Regions from separate parts of the Homo sapiens genome. Here all the other regions are linked to region 1. The links are chromatin loops, found by intact Hi-C in ENCODE. Cell type or tissue: Calu3. All regions are shown on one strand.

What was found. Hi-C counts contacts between places; a loop is a spot of excess contacts. Peaks named below come from ENCODE experiments on the same cell type or tissue, not always from the same donor. Only the 100,000 strongest peaks of a DNase experiment are listed, where the experiment ranks them.
Region 2: it touches region 1 in a loop (15-fold over the local background); 7 of 110 quality-filtered maps call a loop at or near these places.
Region 3: a loop joins it to region 1, with 4 times the contacts of the local background. A loop is called at or near these places in 35 of 110 quality-filtered maps.

The regions. Positions count from the first base shown.
Region 1 is chr4:111,470,615-111,478,614 of GRCh38, forward strand. No RefSeq gene overlaps it. Among named protein-coding and RNA genes, the nearest start is that of MIR297, 610 kb to the left of the region's middle. In Calu3, no CTCF peak of the experiment used is centred here; a DNase peak (open chromatin) is centred at 4,587.
Region 2 is chr4:111,133,179-111,141,178 of GRCh38, forward strand. No RefSeq gene overlaps it. Among named protein-coding and RNA genes, the nearest start is that of MIR297, 280 kb to the left of the region's middle. In Calu3, no CTCF peak of the experiment used is centred here; no DNase peak of the experiment used is centred here.
Region 3 is chr4:110,627,189-110,635,188 of GRCh38, forward strand. It overlaps a transcript of PITX2 not described here. Among named protein-coding and RNA genes, the nearest start is that of PITX2, 8.1 kb to the left of the region's middle. RefSeq lists enhancers at 1-262, 1,160-2,011, 5,129-5,641. In Calu3, a CTCF peak has its summit at 4,857; a DNase peak (open chromatin) is centred at 4,853.

The sequences.
Region 1 (8,000 bases):
AGAATTTCCTATTGACAGATGTTATTCAAGTCAGTCTTCTAATTTCTTTATAATTTCTTGTCCTACACATTTCATACTTTTCTTTTGTATATCTGTGTATCAGGCCTTCCTATGCTCTGTAACAAAGCATCCAATTTTTCAGTGGCTTCTAATAATTTGTTTATATTCTTGTAGTGGTTACCCTAGAGATTGTCCTATGCATTCCTAACAACAGCATAATATAAATTATTTTCTCATTACCTAAATAGTAGTACTTGAGTCTTAGAAACATTTAAGTGTTCTCTTCTACCATTTACATTTTTGTTGTCATACATTTTAGAAAAACAAAATTGAGGAATTGTGTTTTGGTCAAAGCCTTCTCAGTTACAGATAAGAGATTTTAGTGAGGTGTCCAGAACTCCTACTTTTGCTCAATTGCAGGTTCTGGGCTATCCCTATGTTTCAAGTCAGGATAGTAGCAGTACCCAAGATATTCTTGAAATACAGAGCAGTCCCACTTGCCAGGGATAGTTCCAAAAACTTTTTACACTTCAGCATATTAATTATTTGATATAAACCTCAGTGAAATCTGAAATTCCCTGAGACTCTAGATTGTACTGAGTCCTTTAAAACTTTCTATTTTCATTCCAAGAAGAAACTGAGTGTCTAGCAAACACCATTGTGAACCCATGTATAGAGGAAAAAGCAGATGATGAAACACTTTTGGGAAACTACCATTGGAATATGATCTATCTATCGAAATATATATATATGTATATACGTGTGTGTGTGTGTGTGTGTGTGTGTATATATATATATATATATATGTATATATAAAGTTAAAACCAAGATGCTCCAATAAAGAAAATGTTTACACAATACTTTATGAAAAGCTATCTGTATTCCCAATGTAGGCCTCCCTGATATAACCCCACTAAGGTTATCCTAGATTAGATGAGCCCATGGTTCTTAACCATGACAAGTGTAGATCCATGCAAGAGTAATCAGATCTAGAATGACCTCTTACTATCTGTAACTGTAACTGCATCTCTCAAGGTTGCCAATGGTCCATCAGGATTAGAAATATTAAAATGCATGTCTACCTGCTTTTTTTTTTTAACTTTACCTTACTCTTAGATACAAAGATGAGCTGCTGTATAAGGAGTTGTGGAAATGAAAGAATATTCCTTAAGTTCTAGAAATTGTGTTAGGCACATTTATACATTATTTCAGATAAACTTGGCTTAATATGCAAAACAGATATTATCAACCCCTTCTTATAGATGAACAAACTAAGACAAAAATAAGTACAGTGGTAAAACCAGAATCTGAACACAGATCTCTCTTGACCCCACATTCATAGCCAGTCCACTTCATTAGCTGGCCTTTCTATTTTGATTTGTGATTGTTACAGAAAAAAATTTTAAAAGATTATGGTACATGTCTTAGTATGAAGTTAAAGATCTTATATTAGACGTGTTAATTTTTAGGATTGAGCTACAGCAAACAGAATGGTTGTCATCAAGCATAGTTTGTGTAAAGTGACTCTAATATTTTCCCAGGAATGGTAGCATATGTTTTGTTGCTCAGTGAAATTATTGACCATGCTGTCTTCTGAGTCAGGGACATATTCTAAGATGTATAACTTTGTTTTGATAAACTTCTAGCAAGAAGAATTAGCTGCGCTCTCTTTATCTGGTAGTCTGATAGCATTATCTGTGGGATTTTTTTATGGGGCAGATGTGGGTATTTTGCTTTTTCTAATAGGTTATGCCTCAAGTAACTGTAACTCTTTTCCCAATTATCCTAATAGTGATTTCCAAAGACATAAAATACATTAATTGTTAAGGCTGTCATTTGCTCCACATTGCCCTTGGCATAGAAAGCGATAGAGAATATACATTAAAAAGCATCTAAATGTGTGTTCAAGTTGGAAACTCTTAATCCTTATCCATTAAGGAAAATTGAAGTGATTTAGTGGGGCACAGATCACCACCTTAGGAACACACAAGTGAGTGAAAGATTGAGGATTATATCATAAAAAATGGGGTAGGTAAACTAACCGTTTTCAGAAAAGAATCCTGGGGCAAACTTAAGAAATTATTAAAGAGAAGCACTGGTAAGGGCTTTAAAGCTTTTGATAAATTAATAAGAATGACCCAGGTTAACCCATAAATTAGCCAAGTCAACTATCAATGTTTTTCATGGGAGCAACACAGAGCCAGAAAACAAAATTTCAGTTTTGATTTGTAGGCCCATTTCTGTATGTTCAAAATGGATTGGAGTTTTAAATTATCTTCCTGATATACTTCACATTTCTTCTCCTATACTTCTAACATATATTGCTATGCATTTTATCAACATCCATTCTCTCTGAATACTTTTTATTTCTTAGCATAATATTTTATTTCAGGCATACTCCTATATGATGTACATTTATTTTTCTTTTAAACTATATATACCTTGTGGCATAATCTAAATAGAAGAAACATAGTAAATGTTTCCAAAATGTTAACACTACTTATAGTTTCTTTATATCTTTCTTATAATACAATTCCTAACCAGCTCCAATCCATTGTAAACAAGGCATAATAAAATATATATATATGCAAATAAATATATAGATTAAAAATAAATTAACATTTTACCTTCACTTCAGAGTATTTTTAGAGATTTTAAAACATCATTATGTAATAAAATCTTGTTTAAAAGCACTGACCATTTGTGATTAGAAATTAAATTTCTGATCATTTAAGAAAGTTAAACAGTAGTATCTCTTTTCTGTGGTTCCAAGAGTTCAAGTCTCTTCAGAAATTCAAAATTTTGTGTAAAGTTTACAAATTTGGTCATATAGTATAACCTAGTATTCCCAAGAGAAGAATTAAATTAGAAATTTCTTTCTGAATCTACTGACGTGATAAGTCCAAAATATGACATGCTGCCCTTGTTCATTTTCTTGCATTGTTGAGATTCACTTAATTTTATGTCATCTATCCCCATTCAAATTTGAGGGAACTTTTTTTGTTTAGATTGCCATTATATTTATGAGCAGTAGGTTAATGATATTTATATTTGAACACAGAATTCCTTTAATTTTTATTATTTCTTAATCCTATTTATTCAGAAGTTAATTGACTTCCTTAAAAAAATTGAGTACTAGTTACATAAACAGACATGTTGTGAACACTTCTTGTTATCAACTCTCTGAAGATAATGGTAATAGGCCTATTTTACTATAATTAGACTAAATTAATTCAAGTTAGTTAATGAAAGAAAATGGAGTCCATAGAATATTTCCATGTCATAAAAATGAAATTCCAAATTAAATGAAATTGTTTGCTTTAAAATACTATAGCATTCAGGCATATAGAGATTTGCTTGAAACCTGGGAGCATTATTGCTGTGCATCCTCTGATTATGACACACACAGTAATATCAGGTTGAAACTAACACAAAATTGATTAAGTGTGTAGAGTCTTCGTGAAAATGTTCAGTACACATAAATATTTGGTGAGCTAAAAAATATTTTACATCTGGAACTAATTTAAATATAAAACAGAATTTCATTTCATTGACTATTACACAATTTAATTAATTAATTAATACACAATTACACAATGAAAATAATTTTTCAAAATCAAAAGACTTGGGGAGAGAATGGAATAAGAAATAAGAGCCTTAAAATATTCTGAAGTAAAACATCTCTGTATGAAACTAACCTTCCAGTATCAATCATCTTCTGTGTGTGGCTTCAGGTTTCAGATTCCATTAATTTGAAAGAGCATCAGTCTACTGAACAATGGAGAGATGTTTTTTCAGAATCAGGATATAAACCCTCTTTTGACAATCTGAAGTGTGATTTTCCCAGAGGTAATCCATTTCAAACCAACAGTGACTACTCATTTTAATTAGTTGCAGGCAGTTTTGTAAATTAAATTCCCTCTTCTGAAGTCAAAATTCCAGAAAGAGAATGCTTTCATTTTGCTAATTGCTAAATGAGTTTCCAGAACAAGGTAGAATGAAGGAAGGGGTTTCTAATCAGTAGGCACCTCTTAGAAGGCACACACCTGTGACTGTTGAGCAGTATCTTAGTAGGGCTGGAATGTTACCACATTGAGTGTACATGCTTGCAGTTATCTCTCAATCCATACTAATAGATTCAGTTTACATTAAAGACAATTATTTTTCCCCCTTCAGTCATACGCCTTCATGATTCTGACTTGAATTGGACATATGTGATGTTATTTGAATTAAAAGTATGATCTAATAACCCAATACAAGACCTGATGTTTTAAAGTACAGCATTCTAATCCCTTTTGTGATATTCACTCCCTTAGTGGCCTAAGGCAAATATCTTTTTCTAGGTTTCAAAGACATATGAAAGTGCATGTAAACATAGAAATCACACACGCCTTCAAAAGCCCCTCTACCTCAATCAAAGGAAAGTACTTGCTTGAGATCCAATTCAGATCTGAAAGAAAACTTAGAACTGGTTTCTCTATGCAAGTAAAATTTTTGAAGGCTTCTTCCTACTTGAACATCTGCAATCCTTGGAAATGGCTTTAGGCAATTCTCGGAAGGATTCTCAAGGAGAGACTGACCCCTGGAGGCGGACAGAGCTCTCTTTTGGCCAGACCTGGCTTTCGTTATTCCCAGATATCAGGTAAAGAACTCTGACAAGAGAGGATGAGATCCGTGGGAAATTCCAATGTGTGCCTCACTTGCCTCCCTACCTTCTCTAAAATATTTGAAGACAAGGTAATGAAACAATAGGTGGTAGAATATAAATATTTTTTAAATCATGTGCTACTGGACCGTAAACTCCATGAGGGCAGAGATTTGTTCTATTTATCTTTATAACCTCATCTCTTGGTGCAGTGCCTTGCACTTAGCACTAAATAAAAGTCTGTAGAAGGATTAAATGAACAATTTAATAAATTTCATCTAATTGTTTTACAAAGATTAAGTAAATTGCACAAGGGTCCTATACTTAGCAGAAGACATGAATGTTGGCTGAACATCCATCAAAAACAATATGGGCAGGATGAAAGTTTAAAAACATTCAGCCTGAGAGGAGAGTCAGAAGCAGCCCCATGGAACAGAGAATAGCTGTAGTTATTTTATGTCAGCCCTCAATCACTGCCCCCCACTTTTCTATCTTTGGAATGGCTTTGATGATTCTTTTCAGAAGGAATCCATAAACTTCAGTGGCTTCATATCAACACGAAAAGGGAAGGGGTGGGGGAGGTACTGCTTGCTCTGTGTGGCTTATAAGTTTTAGGCCAAAACACAGTCATGATGAGAAAACTTTAGCTTCTCCAAGATTACTCCCCATTGACCAATGACTCAAGCTAATCTAAGATATTAAATATTGTTAATTGACATTACCTGTGGTAAGTCATAGTTTAATTATTATTTGTTCAGTTACTTAAACCTTAATGCTAATAAGTGAATCATGTAAGAGAAATTTTGGTTGTGGAAAGAACACAAAGTTATTGTAGTTTTGATTACTAAATACTTGTCAAGGCTTTAGCAAAGCAAAGGCAGAATGTTTTCCCCTAATAATTCAATATATGATATCCCCCCAAAAGGATGAAGTTAGTTAAAAAATATTTTTTATTTTACTTTATTTATTTTGTTTTGTTTTAACACCATTTGAAACTATATTGTGGGTAGGGCTCTGTATTTTTCTTTGCTGCTTAAGGTCTCTTATGAGCTCATGAGTGTGCCCATGTGTCTAGTGTTATAGCATTAAAAAAAGGAGTAGATAAGACTTTATAAATTTCATTATCTTATTAGAACCAATCATGCTTTCTCTCCATTTAAGTTATGCTCTAGGGAGAAGTCTTTGAGAAAAACTCAACTGCAAATCTAAGCTAAACTTCTCATCTTTCTTGCTCCACAAATATGTAGTCTATCTTTTTATATACCTCTAAATTTTTGCTTCAAACTCTTAACTCTTCAAATCTCCTCAATTCTTACTTTCTCTGTTCACATAAGTTTAGAATTAGTCTACAATGACAGTCACATTCATTTCTTCTCTTTCTTGAGAAAAAAAAGCTTATTTTCTGATTATAAAAGTAATTTTATGCTCCAGGTATAAAACAAAGACAATTATAAAGAAAAAATAATTCCTAATTCTACTACCAAAGAAAACTACTACTAACATTTTATAAATTTCATTCTTGGATTTAATAGCCTATACTATATATTTCTTTTCAAAGTTTGCTTTTCTCACATAATACAATACTTTTCCCTTATCTATGGGATATGTTTTAAGACTCCTAGTGGATGCCCGATGCCACAGATAGTACAGAACACTGGATATATTATGTCTTTTTTACATATACATGCCTGTGAAAAAGTTTAATTTATAAATTAGGCACCGTAAGAGATTAACAGCAATAATTAATAATAAAACAATTAGACCAATATAGCAAAAGTTATGTGAGTGTGGCCTCTCTCTCTCTCCCCCACTCCCTCTCCCTCTCCCTCTCTCTCTCTCTCTCTCTCTCCCTCTCAGAATATCTTGTTGTATGTAATATTTTCAGATTGTGGCAACTGAAACCACAGAAAGCAAAATTGCGGACAAGAAGGGACTACTTTGTAACATTTTGATATCTTGATACTTTTGTTTTAATGCTTTCTTGTTGGCTTTAACTTCTTTTGTTTTTCTAACTTTTTAAGTATTGAGTGCATTAGTGAATATGCTTTTAATTTTTATAAATTCTACTGGTGGTACTTTATTTTTAAAAAACATTTTAAACATATTTATCTAGTTACCAAAATCATGAATGATTTATATTATTTGAAACTATACTAACCTATTTTCAGCCCTTCCTACCTCTCGTCACCATCTCTCCTCATTTTCCAGGTTTGATTACTTTAATTAAGGAAATGATTAAAAAGATTATCATTATTAAAATTTTATTTTTGATTATCTATTTTCTATTTTTAAATATATATTTTAAAATTTGCAAATATATTTAAGAATAAATTTAGAAGAAGTATCCCACCTTAACCCTACTTGACTAATTTAAATGAATGCCATCATAACTTTTACTATAAGTTTACCTCCTTTGGTTTCCTAATTTAGATTTAGCTTCTTAATGTTTGAATGTACCTTTAAGGTTTTCTCCTGCGTTTTTGATGGTAAGCATTTTTGTGATTGGGATTGACTGAGTTTTTTTTACCCATTCTATCTACAAACTCAATTGCAATATCTTCAATTGTGTAGCTGGTCAGTCCTTCTGTTTCAGGTATTTGTATTGTTGTTATTGATGACCTTTCTTTCCCAAGAGGAATTCAGAGACAATACAGCAGAAATCAACTTTCATTTATTTCTCTGTGACATCTTTAATTAACCCTCAGGGGAATGTATAACCCACTAAGACTGGGCTAAGACTCTTCAAGCCAGTAGAAATTGGTTCATATGCAACACAGAGATGTCATTTTCCTCTCCCCATGCTTAGCAAATTCCTGCTTCTCTCTTTTCCTTTATGAGCCACTATTTACTAACTCTGCATTTAAAAGATAAAAATAAAGTTTTAGAAAAAAAATCTGATTTCAATGATTGAAAGGTCAGCCAAAACTTACAAAAACAGAAATCTTACTTAATGCTCCAATAATACTATTATATTCCTATTAAAATTTTAGTTTATATGTAATCCTACTTAACTTCAGTACACATTGTTTTTATACCATGAGGTTGTTTTTAATCTCTGCTAACTTTTTATTTAACGTATTTTTTTTCTATTTCAAAGAACCACAGTGTGTTAATTTTTATACTGCTATAAAGATACTACCTGAGACTGGGTAATTTATAAAGAAAAGAGGTTTAATTGACTCATAGTTCTGCATGGCTGAGGAGGCCTCAAGAAAGTTACAATCATGGCAGAAGTTGAAGGGGAAGTAAGGCACCTTCTTTGCAAGCCAGCAGGAGACAGAAAACTAAGAAGGCACTTTCAAACACTTATAAAATCATCAGAAGTCATGAGAACTCACTCACTATCATGAGAACA
Region 2 (8,000 bases), 340 kb before region 1:
GATTGCATTGAATCTGTAGATTGCTTTGGGTAGTATGGACATTTTAACAATATTGATTCTTCTAATTCATGAACATGGAACATTTTTCCATTTTTTGATGTTTGCTTCAATTTCTTTCATCAGTATTTTATGGTTTTCATCATAGAGATCTTTCACTTCTTTGGTTAAGTTAATTCCTAGGTATTTAATTTGATGTGTGGCTACTCTAAATGAGATTACTTTTTAAATTTCTTTTTGAAATCATTCACTGTTGGCATATAGATATGCTATGAATTTTTGTATGTTGATTTTGTATCCTGGAATTTTACTAAATTTATCAGTTTGAGTAGTTTTCCTGTAGAGTATTTTAGGTTTTCTCCAAATATAAGACTATGTCATCTGCAAACAAGGATAATTTGACTTTTTCCTTTCCAATTTGGATGCACTTTATTGCCTTCTTTTGTCTGATTGCTCTGTCTAGGACTTCCAGTACTATGTTAAATAACAGTGGTGGCAGTAGGCATCCGTGTCAAGATCCACATCTTAGAGGAAAGGCTTTTAGTTTTTCCCCAATCAGGATGACACTAGCTTTGGGTCTGTCATATGTGGCTTTTATTATATTGAGGTATGTTCCTTCTATCCTCCGTTTTTTGAGTTTTTATCATGAAGGGATGTCGAATTTTATCAAATGATTTTTTAACATCAATTGAAATGATTATATCATTCTTATCCTTCATTCTGTTAATATTATGTATTACAATGATTGAATTACATATGCTGAGCTATCCCTCCATCCCACAGATAAATCCCATTTGATCATGATGAATAATCTTTCTAATATATTGGTGAATTCAGTTTGCTAGTATTTTGTTGAGGATTTCTGCATCTATATTCATCAGAGATAGTGGCCTTAGGTTTTTTTTTTTAATATGCCTTTGTCTGATTTTGGTATGAGGGTAATACTGACCTTATAGAATGAGTTTGGAAGTATTCTCTCATCTATTTTTTTGAATAGTCTGAGTAAGATTGGTATTCTTATTCCAATAAGAATAAGAATTGGAATTTCTCATTCTTATAAGAAAGAATATAAATATTTGGTAGAATTATTTAAATTCTTTAAATATTTGGTAGAATTCAGAAGTGAAGCCATCAGATCCTGGGCTCTTCTTTAATGGGAGGCTTTTTATTACAGCTTTGATCTTGTTACTTGTTATAGGTCTGCTTAGGTATTGGATTTCTTCCTGGTTCACTTTTGGTAGGCTGTATGTGTCTAGGAATTTGCCTATTTCTTCTAGATTTTTCAATTTATCACATGCTTCTTTGAATTTCTGCATTATCAGTTGTAAAGTCTCCTTTTTCATTTCTAATTTTATTTATTTGGACATTCTCTTTTTTTCTTAATGTGACTTAAGTTTTTTCCATTTTCTTTAATTTTTTAAAAAAACAACTTTTTGTTGCATTAATCTTTTGTATTTGTTTAATTTCAATTTCATTTATGCTCTGATCTTTATTATTTCTTTTCTTCTACTAATTTTGGGTTTGGTTTACTCTTGCTTTTCTAGTTGTTTAAAATGCACCATTAAATTGTTCATTTGAAGTTTTTCCTGTATTTCAATGTTGGCACTTACAGCTATAAATTTCCCCCTTAGTACTGCTTTTGCTAAATCCCATAGGTTTTGTATGTTGTGTTTCCATTATCATTTGTTTCAAAAATGTTTTCAATTTCCTTCTTAATTTCTTTATTGACCCACTGGTCATTCAGGAACACATTGCTGAACTTCCATGTATTTGTATAGTTTCAAAAATTCCCTTGTTATTAATTTCTAGTTTTATTCTATTGTAGTCAAAGAAGATACTTGATATTATTTCAATTTTTTAAAATGTTTTAAGACTGGTTTTGTGACCTAACAAATGGTCTGTCCTTGAGAATGATCCATGTGCTGAGGAAAAGAATGTGTATTCTGCCACTTTCGGATGAAATGTTTTGTAATTATATATTAGATCCATTTGGTCCATTATGCAGATTAAGTCTGATGTTTCTTTGTTGACTTTTTTGTCTGGAAGATTTGTCCAATGCTGAAAGTGGGGTATTGAAGTCTCCAGCTATTATTGTATTGGGGTCTATCTCTCTTTAGCTCTAATAATATTTGCTTTATATATCTTGGTGCTCCAGAGTTGAGTGCATATATGTTTAAAATTGTTATACCCTCATGTTGAATTGACCTCTTTATCTTTATATAGTGACCTTCTTTGTCTCTTCTTATAGTTTTTGTGTGTTGAAATCTATTTTGTCTGATGTAAGTACAGTGCTTCCTGCTCTTTTTTTTTTTTTTTTTTTTTTTTGAGATGGAGTCTCGCTCTGTCACCCAGACTGGAGTGCAGTGGCGCGATCTTGGCTCAGTGCAAGCTTGGCCTCCTGGGTTCACACCATTCTTCTGCCTCAGCCTCCCAAGTAGCTGGGACTACAAGAGCTCCTGCTCTTTTTAAAAAAAATTTCCATTAGCATGGAATATCTTTTCCATCCTTTTATTTTTAATCCAGGTATGTTTCTTGTAGGCAACAGATCAACGGGTCTTGTTTTTTCATTCATTCAGCCAGACTATGTCTTTTCACTGGAGAGTTTAGTCCCTATACATTCAATTTTATTATTGATAAGTAAGGACTTACTCCTTCCATTTTGTTATTTGTTTTCTAGTTGTTTCATGGCCTTCTCTTTCTTCTTCTTTTCCTTCCTATCTTTCTTTAGTGAAGGTGATTTTCTCTAGTGATATAATTTAGTTTATTGCTTTTTATTTTTTGTGTGTCCACTATATGTTTTTTGTATATCCATGTGCATATCTTTTTATTTTTTATGTATCCATTGTATGGTTTGAGGTTACCATGAGGCAACTAAAAATACAAAAATTAGCCAGGCATGGTGGTGGGCACCTGTGATCCCAGCTACTTGGGAGGCTGACACAGGGAATTGCTTGAACCAGGGAGGTGGAGGTTGCAGTGAGCCAAGATCATGCCACTGCACTCCAGCCTGGGTGTCAAAGTGAGACTCCATCTCAAAAAAAAAAAAAAAAGGCTCTAATGCAGTCTTCAGTATGCCAGTTGCAATTTTCAGCTCCAGAATTTCTGCTTAATTCCTTTTAATTATGTCAATGTCTTTGTTAAATTTATCTGGATACAATTCTGTATTCCTTCTCTGTGTTATCTTGAATCTCTTTGAGTTTCCCCAGCACAGCTCTTTTGAATTCTTTGTCTGAACAGTTACATATTTCTGTTTTTCCAGGATTGGTCCTTGGTACTGTATTTAGTTCCTTTGGCAATGTCATATTTTCCTAGATGGTGTTGGTGCTAGTGATGTTTTTTGGTGTTCAGGCATTGATCAGTTAGGTATTTATTGAAGTCTTTACTGTCTGAGCTTTTTGGGAATGCTTTCCAGATATTCGAAAGGACTTGGGTGTTGTGATCTAAACTGTATCTGCTCTAGGTGGCACCCTAAGTCCAGTAATGCTGTAGTTCTTGCAGACTCACAGAGTTACTGCCTTGATGGTTTTGGACAAGATTTGGGAGAATTCTCTAGATTACCAGATAGAGACTCTTGTTCTCTTCCCTTACTTTCTCCCTAATATACAGAGTCTCTGACTCTGTTCTGAGCCACCTAAAGCTGGGGGTAGAGTGACAAAAGCACCCCTGTAACCACCACTATAATGACCTAAAACCAGCACTGCACTGAGTCTTGCCCAAGGCCTGCTGTAACCACTCCCTGATTATTACCTATGTTCACTCAAGGCCCTGGGGCTCTGCAATCATCAGATGGCAAAGCCAGCAGCCTGTGTCCTTCCTTTCAGGGTGTTGAGGTCCTCCAAGCCCCAGCTGTGTCCAGAAGTGCTGTCCAGGATCAGGGACTAGAGTGAGAAACCTTAGAAATCTGCCTGGTGTTCTATTGTATTGTGACTGAGCTGACACACAAACCACAAGAAAGAGTCCTCCCCAGTCTTCCCTCCCCTAGGTGGAGGAGCCTTACCCCTAGCCACCACCAACACAGGCCACAAGGAGTACTGCCAGACTATGGCAGATGTTCCCTGAAGGTTCAAGATCTCTTATGTCAGCTTGTTATGAATACTGCCTGGCCTAGGACTCACTCTTCAGGGCAGTGGACTTCCTTCTGGCCCAAGGCAGGTCCAGAAATGCCATTCAAGAGCCAACTCTTGGAACTAGGGACCCCAAGAGCTTGGTTGGTGCTTTATCCCACTGTGTCTGTGTTGGTACCTAAGGTGCAAGACAAAGTTTTCTTTACTTTTCCCCCCTGCTTTTCTCAAGCAAGAGTTTTACCCCATAGCCACCATAGCTAGTAATGTGCTGAATCTCACCTGAAACCTAGCAAATCTCAGAGGCTCACCTAAGGCCCTTGATGTAGTACCTGTGTATTGCTGCTTGTTATTCTGGGATCAAGGGCTCTTCAGTTAGCAGATGATGGATGCTGGAAGAACTGGGTCTTTTCAAGGCAGTGGGTTCCCAAGCCATGCCTACAAACGCCATCTGGGAGCTAGGGCCTGGAACAAGGGGCTCAGGAATCTGACCGGTGCCCTATCCTGCTGTGGCTGAGTTAATATCCAAGATGCAAGACAAACTTCTGCCCACTCTTCTTTCTCCTCTCCTCAAGTGGAAGGAAGGGGTCTGTTTTAGAATCATGAGCTGTGCAGTCTGGGCTAAGGGAAGGGTGATGCCAGGACTCCCTTGGCTGCCCTAGCCCTAGTGTCTCAGTATGTTGCATGCTCCCTCAGTCCACTGTCTCTGGGTCTAGTTCAGTGCTGAGACTTGCCTAAGAGTTGCAGTCCTTATGGCCTAGGCTGCTTTTCAAGCTTACTTGGAGACACAGAGTGCTGTAGCCTTTGATGATGAGGTTTGCAGGACTCAAGTTCAGACCACTTGGATCCAAGATTCCCTTCTGGCTATGGTTGGTTTAAAAGCTCCCTCCGGCCGGGCGCGGTGGCTCACGCCTGTAGTCCCAGCACTTTGGGAGGCCGAGGCGGGCGGATCACGAGGTCAGGAGATCGACACCATCCCGGCTAAAACGGTGAAACCCCGTCTCTACTAAAAATACAAAAAATTAGCCGGGCGTAGTGGCGGGCGCCTGTAGTCCCAGCTACTTGGGAGGCTGAGGCAGGAGAATGGCATGAACCTGGGAGGCGGAGCTTGCAGTGAGCCGAGATCCCGCCACTGCACTCCAGCCTGGGCGACAAAGCGAGACTCCGTCTCAAAAAAAAAAAAAAAAAAAAAAGCTCCCTCCGTGGTCCAGCATCGGGTAGTTTGTTCTGGTTTTTCTTTTTGCTCTAAAAGAACAGCACTGAGTTTAATGCCTCATCGTTGCTGTGATCTCCCTCCCCCAGCACCCACAGATGCTCTTGGCACTCGGCTGCCACTACCAAAGGTTGGAGAGGGGTGGCCATGGGGTTTCAGAACTGTCTTTTCTATCATCTCTTCAGTGCCTCTTTCAGCGATATGAAGTTAAAACCAGGTACTGCGAGTGCACACCTGATTTCTTTTTCTTTTAAAGGTGTTTTTGTTTTGTTTTGTTTTGTTTTGTTTCCTGTGTAGGTAGCTGTTAATTTGGTATCCTTGCGGGAGAGACGATCATTGGAGCTTTCTATTCCACCATCTTCCTCTGCCACCTCAAAACCCGTGTTTTTTATCAATTGGAAATCTGAATCTCTTTTGCTATCATTTATTTTAAAATTCTAGTAAAGTTACTGATGTTTTCCGGCTCTCTCTATAAAAGCAGAACATAACTAGGGAGACTATTTCTCTATTAGTTGAAGACCCTATATTACATTTCTTAAGCCTTTGCCTATATATATTTTAGCCAATTCCATCAGGGCATCTGGAATTCAAATTTAGAGGAAAAACATTAATGACCCTCTTTTTATTTTCAGAAAGACCAAAGGCATGGTGTGCAACGAAACAGGAAAATGTTTTAATTTGTTGGAACAAATGGTAAAAATCAAGCATAAACTAGGTATACAATTTATGGTTATTTTTGATGTGTGTAATATAGGGACAAATATAGCCTATATTTGACTTTTTCAAATTCAAAATATAGGCTATAATTTCAAAGAAAGGAAAAAAAGGACTTCTAGCTAAAAAGTTTATTTAACCAATACTCATGCCAAAAATTATTTCAAAGAATTTTTGAGCCAAAAACATTTGAAATTTGCTTCATCATAAATATAGTTTAATTCTAATAAAGAGAAAAAATGTGTTAGAGGTATATAGAGATTGTATAAGATTGTGGGCTAAGAGTGGGAACTACCATACAATGACACATAGGTACATATACAGACACACACACACACATACACACATGTATGGACATATATGTATAAATGGTATAGCTATAGATATATACATATATGTACCATGTGTATGTAAATGTATGTATATATATTATTTCTTTTTAATAATGTTGCAAAAATTTTATCCTTTATGTTTATTAAGTGTTTAACATAGTAAATAACCTAATGCTTTTTTACTTTATGGACAACAATATATTTTCACAGTGTGATAACACTTACCAAGTCTATCATGTTATATGTTATTCAAATCATGGCCGTAGAAAATATCCACTTATTAATACATCTGGAACTTCTGTACTCATAATAGTGAATGATACTTTTATATTCTGTAATATTTCTAAATAGAGCATAAACACCTTTTAATATATTCTTGACACTAGAAACTTTCCCACTATGTATAATTTGATAAAACCACAATTTGTTGTTTATTGGGACCCACAGAATGAGTTCCAAATATGTAATAGATAAGTTATATCTTTACTAACAATCAGATGTATACAAAATGTATGTTTCCATCTTCTTTTAAGAAGAAATTATGTTCTTTTAGTTGTAATCTTTTTAAACATGCAGACACATTATCTGATATTCATTTTGGCTTACAAACAAACTGTTCCGATCTTACCACTAAAAACCACCCACAAATCCCACAAGTGATTACATATCTTATGAGAAAAAAAAATACATTGCAATTCCTGCTAATATTACGTAGAAGAAAACTGTGAACCTTAACTTTGCATTATTAAGATATTACAATGCTTTTTAATTAATGTTTGCTGTTAAAAACAGGTTATACTGAAAATTAATTTTAAAAATTCAAATAGAGTCTATCAAAAATCTTTTGAATATACAACCATTCTATTCATCTATTACATGTTTGGGAAACAGTATTATTTATGGGTATGTGTATGTATACAAAAACAAACACAAATGTGTGCACACACATATATCCATTCCAATATATATCTTTTATAAAACAAGGTGAGATATAAATAAATACATAAATACATAAAAATCATCTGAATTAGCACATATACTCAGTACAGATACCACCTAATTTTTTAGTGGTATGTATGACCATGTATTTGACGATCCATTGTAGTCTGCGAAAGAGGAGAACAATATGCTTTTTATATGACATAGAACAGGGAAATGATTGAGGTGAAAATATGTTTTTTATATGATATAGAACAGGGAAACGATTGAGGTGAGAGTGGAACAAGTAGAGAACACAAAAGAAAGATGGATTGTTTCCTGTGCAAGTGTTTCAGGTAAGGAGCAAATTGATGTGTTTAGCCTGGTCCCGGACTGGCTTCCAGATTTGAAACTGTCAAAGAGAAAGTTCTTTGAACAGAATGGTCTCAATAAGCACTTGTGACTATGACTTATCTGCTGAGCTAGGCCACGTGTGCTTGGATGATTTCTTGTACTATTAAGAAAGAAAAAACTATGGTTAAGATGGTAGCACTAAATTCAAACAGTTTCTGAAATAGATTGCTAATCTGGTAAATTGGCATAAGGGTTAGGAATGTTTGGCTTTCCTACCCAGGTACTTTAACTTAATACAGTAGTTGGGACTGTAAATGTTCAATGTCTTTTATTATTACCTTATAAAATGAAATTAAACTTCTTTTGGTCATTGGGGACTTGGAAGCATTTCTTCAAATATTATGTCATTGA
Region 3 (8,000 bases), 840 kb before region 1:
CTCTGGCTTGTCAAAAGGGGAAGATTATTTTCTGAATTGGAAGTCTGTAGATATATTGAGCAACAGCCACCCTCTCTGGGTCCCTGCAAATGGTACCCATTTTTCCAACCCACAGCTCTAGCTGCTCAACCATTTGAGATTTGGGGTAACTACCTGGGGGAACAGTGTTCAGATGGCAGTGGGAGTTACCACCTCACAGTGGCCTGGGGAAGAGAAGAGAAAGAGATTAGAGGAGGGGGCATTTGCTAAAATCACTCAACGAACATGCTGTTAATGCTTCCTCACATTTGCATGTTACTGCCACAGTTTTCCTAGGTGTCACTGAGTCTCCAGAAAGCAACTACTTGCCGAACTAAGTAAAATAAGGAGAATGGTATAGCACATGTGTTTGGAGAAGGGGAAGGAAGGGTGGAATATGAAATTGAGCATAGATATCCAGGTCAGGAAAGAAGGAAGTGGCAAGGGGCTAAATGAAGTCCCACCCCCCCGCCACTTTTTTAAACAACAGTTGGATTAAACACTCATCTGTCTTCCTCTTTTTCTCTTTTCTTCCCTCTCCAGCTTATGTCCATCTCCCTTTTCTATTTCTTTTGCTCTCCCTTCTTTCTGTTTTCTCTCTCCCAGACATGCTGGTAGCTAACATTCAGCATTAGTTGTCATGGTGACCATAAATCACCTAAATCCAAAAATACCCACCTATAATCTGAGATGAAGCTTTTATTTCCCTAGCGAAATAATATTTTAAAAGCTGTCAGCTGACAAAAAAAAAGGAACCCACCTCATTGTAGTAACCCAAGTAATATATTACTTCTAAAGGTTTAAATTAAAATGTCAGCCTGTTAAAAACATGCTGGTAGAGTCTTGGACACTCTTCCCGTCAGATCCTCACAAAGAAGTTGACTCTGTCATTCCTGGTCGCTCTTTAACATACACACACAATTCTGTATGCTCTCTCCCTTTCTATTAATTTCTTCCTCCCCTACCAACTACTTTAGTTCTCAAAGACTCTACGCATTGGGTTCTAAAAGAAAAGAATCTCCTCCTGGATCAGAAAACAGCCTCATTGGTTGCTGAAGTGAAAGATGTGGGGTTTAGGGGGAAAGGTTATTAGGACCATAATGGCGGTGGTGGTAGGAGGTCATCCTAGAGGAGTTAAGAAGAAAAAAAAATGCAGGGAGAAGGACTGGAGGTGGAAAGACAGAGTAACAGAAAACTGAGCTGGGTGGTCAGGTGCTGCGGTGAAGTCTAGCCCCGAAATGATAGGTATATATTCTCCCACTCCTGCCTTTTTCTCCTCTGAGAGAAAACTTTCCTAGTCAGAGACCCTGGGGGGTAGGAGGCGGGCAAACGCCGCTGCAGTTGGGCCTTTTGTCTTCTACCTTGGGCTTGTTGTCTTTTGCCTATCTTGGATTACAGGGTATTCGCCTAGATGAAGAGCCATTAATTACCCATTCAGTCAATATTAGGAAGACGACAAAGCTTTTTACATAGGATTAAGAAGACATCAGATTGTTCCATTAGTATATTCCTGCTCACGAATAAGCTTTCGTTATACATTTCCTTTTCCCCCGAGCCGCTCTAACAACTGCTGCATATATTAGCAGCGGGCGGTGAGGAATAACAGCCGAACCAGCCTTAAGAAACTTTGTGTACCGAGTCAGCAGCGAGGAACGCGACCTGTGAAGACCACTTTTGCGGGCAGGGATCCGCAGGGACTGACTACTTTCGGACAACTGGTACAATTTCCCCTGGGGGTGAAAAACCACAACGCGGCGGGGCACCTTTCAAGTGAGCTGCAGATTTGATTGGCGCGGGGGGTGGGGGAGGGGAGGGGAGAATGGGATGGCGGAGGTCGGGCGGAGGAAAGAAAATGGAAAACTCTCCTTACCCCTATTTCGTTGCTTTTTCCTCAAGCCTCATGCCCCCTTCGGCAAGCACCTGTCCCTTCCGCGCTAGCCACAGCTAGAGTTCTCCACCTTTCTCTACACATCCCCTTCTTTCTGACAAGGCTCAGGACCTTGGTCACCACCCCACGCACCACCATTTTGCGTTTTGCTAGAGACGGTCTGGGCTGATCTCGCTGGTGTCCATGTTAGGATTAAAATCCCTTCATGACGGCGAGGAAAACTGTATTATTTGCTTTCAGGGGGTACATTAGGAGTCCACGTAGTATATGCTCCGCAAACATTCGCTGATTGAATGAGAGGCGCGGGGGCGGGGCGGCGGAGAGGGGTCTGCGGCCGCCAAGGCCGCCAGGGTTAACCCAGGTCCTTCGAAGAAGGTTGGGACCGAGCTGCTGCCGCGTGTGAAGGTGTGTGTCGCGGCTGGGGGTGCCACAACGGGCCATGGAGCCCACCTCCCAGAGGGAGGAAGTCTGTGCACACCAGCGACTTGGGTCGAACACTTTCAGCCCATCCACTGGGCCAAAGCTATTTAACAATTAATGCGTTCCTGGGGGAGGCCGGGGGAAGTACCCGCCCCTTGTCGGGACGCAAAGCCAGGCGTCAGGTCCAAAGGGGCTGCAGTGCAGTCCGATTTCAGCACGGAACCCAGAGCCGCCGCCCTGAAACTTTTTAAGCCAGTGACAGAGGAGGGTCAGTCCGTCCTCCTCCTGAGGGTGAAGACCATTTTATGAGTTCCTTTCAGGACCCCCAAAGCAAGAAAAGCCAAAGAAAGGTCTCTTTGCTCTAGGGGGTCGTTCTCAGCTGGCTTCTACACCATCTTCTGCTAGCTGCGTCCACCCTCTCTCAAACCTCTGGCTTTTAGGGGTCTCCAGTCGCTCTCGTGCTACCCCCGTTTCGGGGTTCTATCCAGGCTGGGCATCCGCCCAATGGATACCAAGGAGAATGGGACTCACTAGGGAAGGAAGGCAGAGCCTGGACTGCTTAGAGGTGGACTCTGCCTATACAGAACGTTTAGTCTTTAACGAGGACATGGTATTTTTGGGCGGCGTTGGGGGCAGAGGCGGAGAGGGTAGCGTAATAGACTATCACGGCCTTTTGAAGAAGTCATATGTCATTGTGAACTTTTTTTCTCTTTAAAAGCAAAGAAAAACTTTAAAAAAACACAAGAAATAAATCCTTTTGTTTTACAAGCAGGCTGTGGCCAGGACTTTGGATATTCCATAAGTTAACTTAAAATCAGGGAAGGATAGGTGCTCTATCCTTCAGCAGTGCTATAGCTTTGCCCACTCGTGTGATTTTTTTTTGTCGTCTACTAGTTCCTTAAAAGCCAATTAAATCAAGATTTTCAGCATTTCTTCCCATTACATGCCTTTTCTTAATTAATGGCATTAAACGTGTTTAGGCAGCAATTTTTCTTTTCGGTCAAAAAGTAGAAAAAGACATATTGAGTGTAGGGGAAGAGCCTTTCACGTGCACTAAAACAATGCGGGCCTGAAAGTAATGGTTAAGAAAGCAATCATTCATTATTTCTAGTTCTTTATGTGCTAGTTATCAAAAGCGAACGACCAGGGGCGCCTGCGCGGCTTGTGACTGGCGCAAGCAGAACTCCTCTGCTCTTAGCCGTTTCCTGCTCACCTACGAGGACCCCATCCTACCGTAGGCTTCTCCACCTGTCCTCAGAATGCATTCCCCATGTCTAGGAAACCTGGGGTAGGGACTGGGGGAAGGAGACATTTTGCGTCTCTCTGGCTCCCAGCACAATAAGAAATGTCAGCCTCGGCTTGGCGACTGCGAGCCCGCCCCGCGCGAAGCGAGATTGGGGAGCTCCTCTAGTCTGGCCGGAGCCAGGGCTGAGCCCGCGCAAAGCATTCTCCCCAGAAGTCATCGCTGCTCTTGATTTTTAACCATATCCCAAACATACTACGGTCTAATAATTTATTTTTACTACCGATTATCAAACAGAAGAAGAATTTAACACAATCTAAATGACAGAAATCACGCGACGTTATCTCTGCATTGCCCCCATTTAACCCCATGGGGTTAATCCCGGACAAGTGAGCGTTTAACTGGCCCAGCAGGGCGACTGGCGGTGTAGTGCAGTGTCCGGGCGTGAAGCACTGGATCGCTTTAGACGCTTCATTTCAACAAATGATCATTTTCTCTCAGATTCACGGGGAAACTCCAATGCAAGACCTTTGTTTTCTTCTTAGTAATACGGTTTGTTTTTTTGACCGGGGTCCCAAATCGCCCCCCTCCATCCCATATTACATTTGTATTCTTACACTTTAATCCGGAAAGAGGGGGTTAGGGGCCGAGGGCTGTGGGGGGGGGGGGGCTTTATCTGCTCACATTATCAAAGGTCAATAGCCTCCTAAGGCTAGGCACTTATTTACTACGGAGCCAGGAAAATAGAGGAACAGTAAATTTGAGGGGTTTTTTTCCATGTATTTGAAAAGAAAGGCATCTTCCCTCCTCCATCCCTTACACCCCCCCCTCCGCCCCATAGAACAAGTTTCAATTCAGGAAAGGCCTGTGGCGTAGGTTGGAGACTTTTTAACTTTTTACATAAGCCTGTAGACCTCCTCTGGCAATGTCCCTCGATTCCTCCAGAGTGAAACCAGCCAATCAAGCAACGACATCGCCAAAACCCAAGGCCTGGCAACCAGTACTTCAGGCAGGTTCGCGTCGACAGGGGCAAACCTCCATTCTACCCTGGGCTGCTAAGCACAGTGGCTGCCCTCCAGCTCTTCAGGGATGTTGTCGGCCCCCCGCCCCTCCCCCAACCAGCCAAAGCAAACCTTCGCCAACTCAAGTTTCCCTTGCTTGCCTCCCGCGATGAACCGCGCACCCACAAGTCTGGGTGGGGCGTGGCTGAGAGCCTGAGTGACTGAGTGGGCCCTGGTGGTGCTGCGCGCAGCGGGATATAACGAGCGACAGAGGTCGCTGTTGGACCACTTTTCCACGCCAGCCTAGACGCCGAGGTTTGCTGGAGCGTGCGCAGGGGATCAGACCACAGGGAGCGAGCGAGAGGGAGAGAGAGGTGTTGGGTCTCAGGAGTGCAGTATAATTTGGGGAAAGGAATTAACGTCCCTGGGACGGCTGCTTCCCGTCCCACCCAGAGGCGGAGTGTCTAAGTTCAAGCAGCAGGCGCGTCAGGTCTGGCGGCCTCGCCTTCTTGCGCTTCGCCCGAGGCCCAGAGTCCCGGAGGCGGGTGCCCAGCGCGCGGCCTGCGCTTCCCTCCCGGCCTTACCATTGGCGCCAGGATGCTGCCGCGGGAAGAACTTGCTGCTGGCTGCCTCTTTTCGGCTCTCAGGAGAGTCCGTGAACTCGACCTTTTTGATTTCGGAGTCTTTGGAGAAGAGACATTCAACGGCCGCCGGCTGCACGCCTGGGCCACGCGCGCGCCCGCCCCACGTGCGGAGAGAGGCGTCCCGGACCGCGGCCGAAAGGAGCCGGGGACGGGAGGAGGGGGAGGGGCGAGGCAGGCCGGAGGAGAAAGAGGGACAAAGAGCAAAGACCCAGTTAGAGGAAAGAGCTGACGGCATCCCCGTCCCCCGGACCCTCTGGCAACCCGGGGCAGGATGGCGTACTCTTTCTGCGCCTCCCCGGTTGCCGGCGGTTCCAGCCGGGAGGAGTAGGCTGGGGGGCTTCGGTACACAGCGCGCCGCTGCTTCCTAGTCCACCGCCCCGCCACAGGGAGAGGCCACTGGCGATTTGGTTCTGATTTCCTTCCTGCCCAGGCTGGCCCCTCGGGGAAGCGCCCCTCGCTGGGGCCTCGCCGCAGGGCCAGTGCCCTCTTGCCGCCCTCACGTGGCGCGGCCTCCCGTCCGATGACCCGGGCAGGAGAAGGGGGTTCTTACCTAATTGCACACACGCCGACACCAGTTTGCGGCAGTTGGTCTCCATTCCCCGTTATCTGCAAAACAGAAGAGAAGGAAGGCTGTAAGAAGCGGCGGCCGTCGAGTGAGCAGGGCTCAGATGAGACTACGTTACACTAGCTGTTAGGCGCCTACTGTGTGCTAGGCTTCAGGCGTGTTTTTCCGACCTGACAGCCTCTGGCTGTGCAGCAGCATCTCCAGCCTAGCCTCGGGCCCAGGACATTTATTTATCAAGAGGGGATCTCCCTCCAGAGTTGCCGCAAAAGTGCCCAGAGGTTAGAGGACTATAAAGCCACAGTGTGCTGGGGAGGCTGTGGACCTACTTTCAAGAATCTCGGTGCCGGGGTTAAGAACTCATCTGAACGCAATGGCAGCGGGAGTGGGTGGGTGGAGAGGACTTTTCTCTTTGGGAAGCTGTATGCAAAGACCACCCTTCAGTGCTTGTCCATTAGTTGGAGCTCGGTAAACATTTGTAGAACATCAGCGCCAACGTGCCCCTGTCCTAGACAGCAGTTTCCCTCGGTTTTCTGTAATTCTGAAACGAACGGGCTCTTGGCCTAGGGTGTTTCAGGAGCGAGCTGAGTTCGGGCCTCTCATCCATCAGGAGCCACTTTTCCATATTTAGCCACACTTTCTCCTAGAGATACTAACCCGGCCATTTATTTACTTACTACAAATAATTACCCTAAAGTATGATTTAAGATCGCAGAGGAGAGACACTGGGTGGACTGAGCGAGACTGAGGAGAGCAGGGCAAACGTTCTTGGAGGGTTTACTGCCCGCCAAGGACGGAGAAATAGCTCTGGTATAACTGCTACCCAGTTCTCCCCCTTTCTCTCCCGGGCGAGCCAAATCTTTTTCACGTTTTCAACCACAACGCAGCGAGCCAAGCATTTAACGCGCTCCCCCTTCTCTGCCACAGGCAAGCCGGGAGAGGTGGGTCTCGAGGGGCTCCACCGGGTGGGTAGAAGAGCCGCGGTTGCTTTAAAGACAAGAAAAGAAGGTCCAGGGCTCCCTAGGCCCCTTCGATCTCAGCGCCTGCCTCTCTCCACGCTAACCAGGGTACGCCGACGACCGGAGGGCCCACTTCGCGCGGGTGCGGGGATCGGGGTGGGAGCAAGCGTTGTCGGGTTGGCGGAGGCACAGAGGCGGGGCAGGGAGCTGCGGGCCTGCCTCTGGCCTGAGTACCGTTTCCCTGCGTCTCGGCCTCTCCTGAAGGGAGCTGGGCCCTGGGGAGCCTCTGGCCAAGGTCGCTGCCTACAGGAGGGGCTGCCCGGCGCTGTGGCGTGGGGATCCAGGGTGGGGACGGCCAGGCGGTTCCCCCACCCGCTAGCGAGAACGCGGGCGGGGACTCTGCCGATTCGATCCTTGTGGGCCCGTGGGCCCAGAAGTAGCAGTTTGGCGGCTCCAGATTTAGTGATTCTGCAGTAAAATCACAGGATTAGTCCCTGATTGAGATGTCTGTTCGTGAGATATTACAAAATTCATTATCACAGCTTTCTACTAACTCGATATGAAGTAACACAGATGGGATTTTATTAGTCCAGACTTCAAATGTTTACTTATGATAATTTCGGAGGAAATTTGCATGTCATCATCATTTCGATAATCTTTTTTTTTTATATGTCTGAACTGGCTGCATTATTAGCTGGTAGCCGGAGCACTGCAGATGGTAACTGCAAATAGTTTTTATTTATTTATTTTTTTTAAAGAATGAAATATACAAAAGAAAAAGATTGCGTTGCTTGGTGTAAAGTCAGTCAATTATTACACATTCTTCCCCCCACTTCCCCGTGCTTCAGTGCTGAAGACCAAACAAAGCAATACAAAACAAATCTTCAAGAACTCATAGAGCTCCACTCTAAGGACTGAAAAGAAGGTCAAGGCGTGTTCCTTAGCTCACTCCTACATGTCCTTGTGACTTGGAGATTTATTTTGCAGTCAAAATGAGCCTTGAGACTTGCATTTTTATGCTTCATTTAATGACCAGGCCTACTAGAAGAACTGAGTCTAAATAACTGGGGAAGATAATTTTTTAAAAAGAGACCTCCAATTCCCGCCTGCTGATCCTTAAACTTGCCCTATCAAGACAAGTCTTCTGTGAGAAATTTGGCTGCCAGACTTCGGAACTGGCTTCAATGGCTAATCTCACAAATTGAGATGGGAGACTTTTCCTGATGGGAGGTAGTTCTCACCCCCAAAGTTCATGTTCTAGTTGG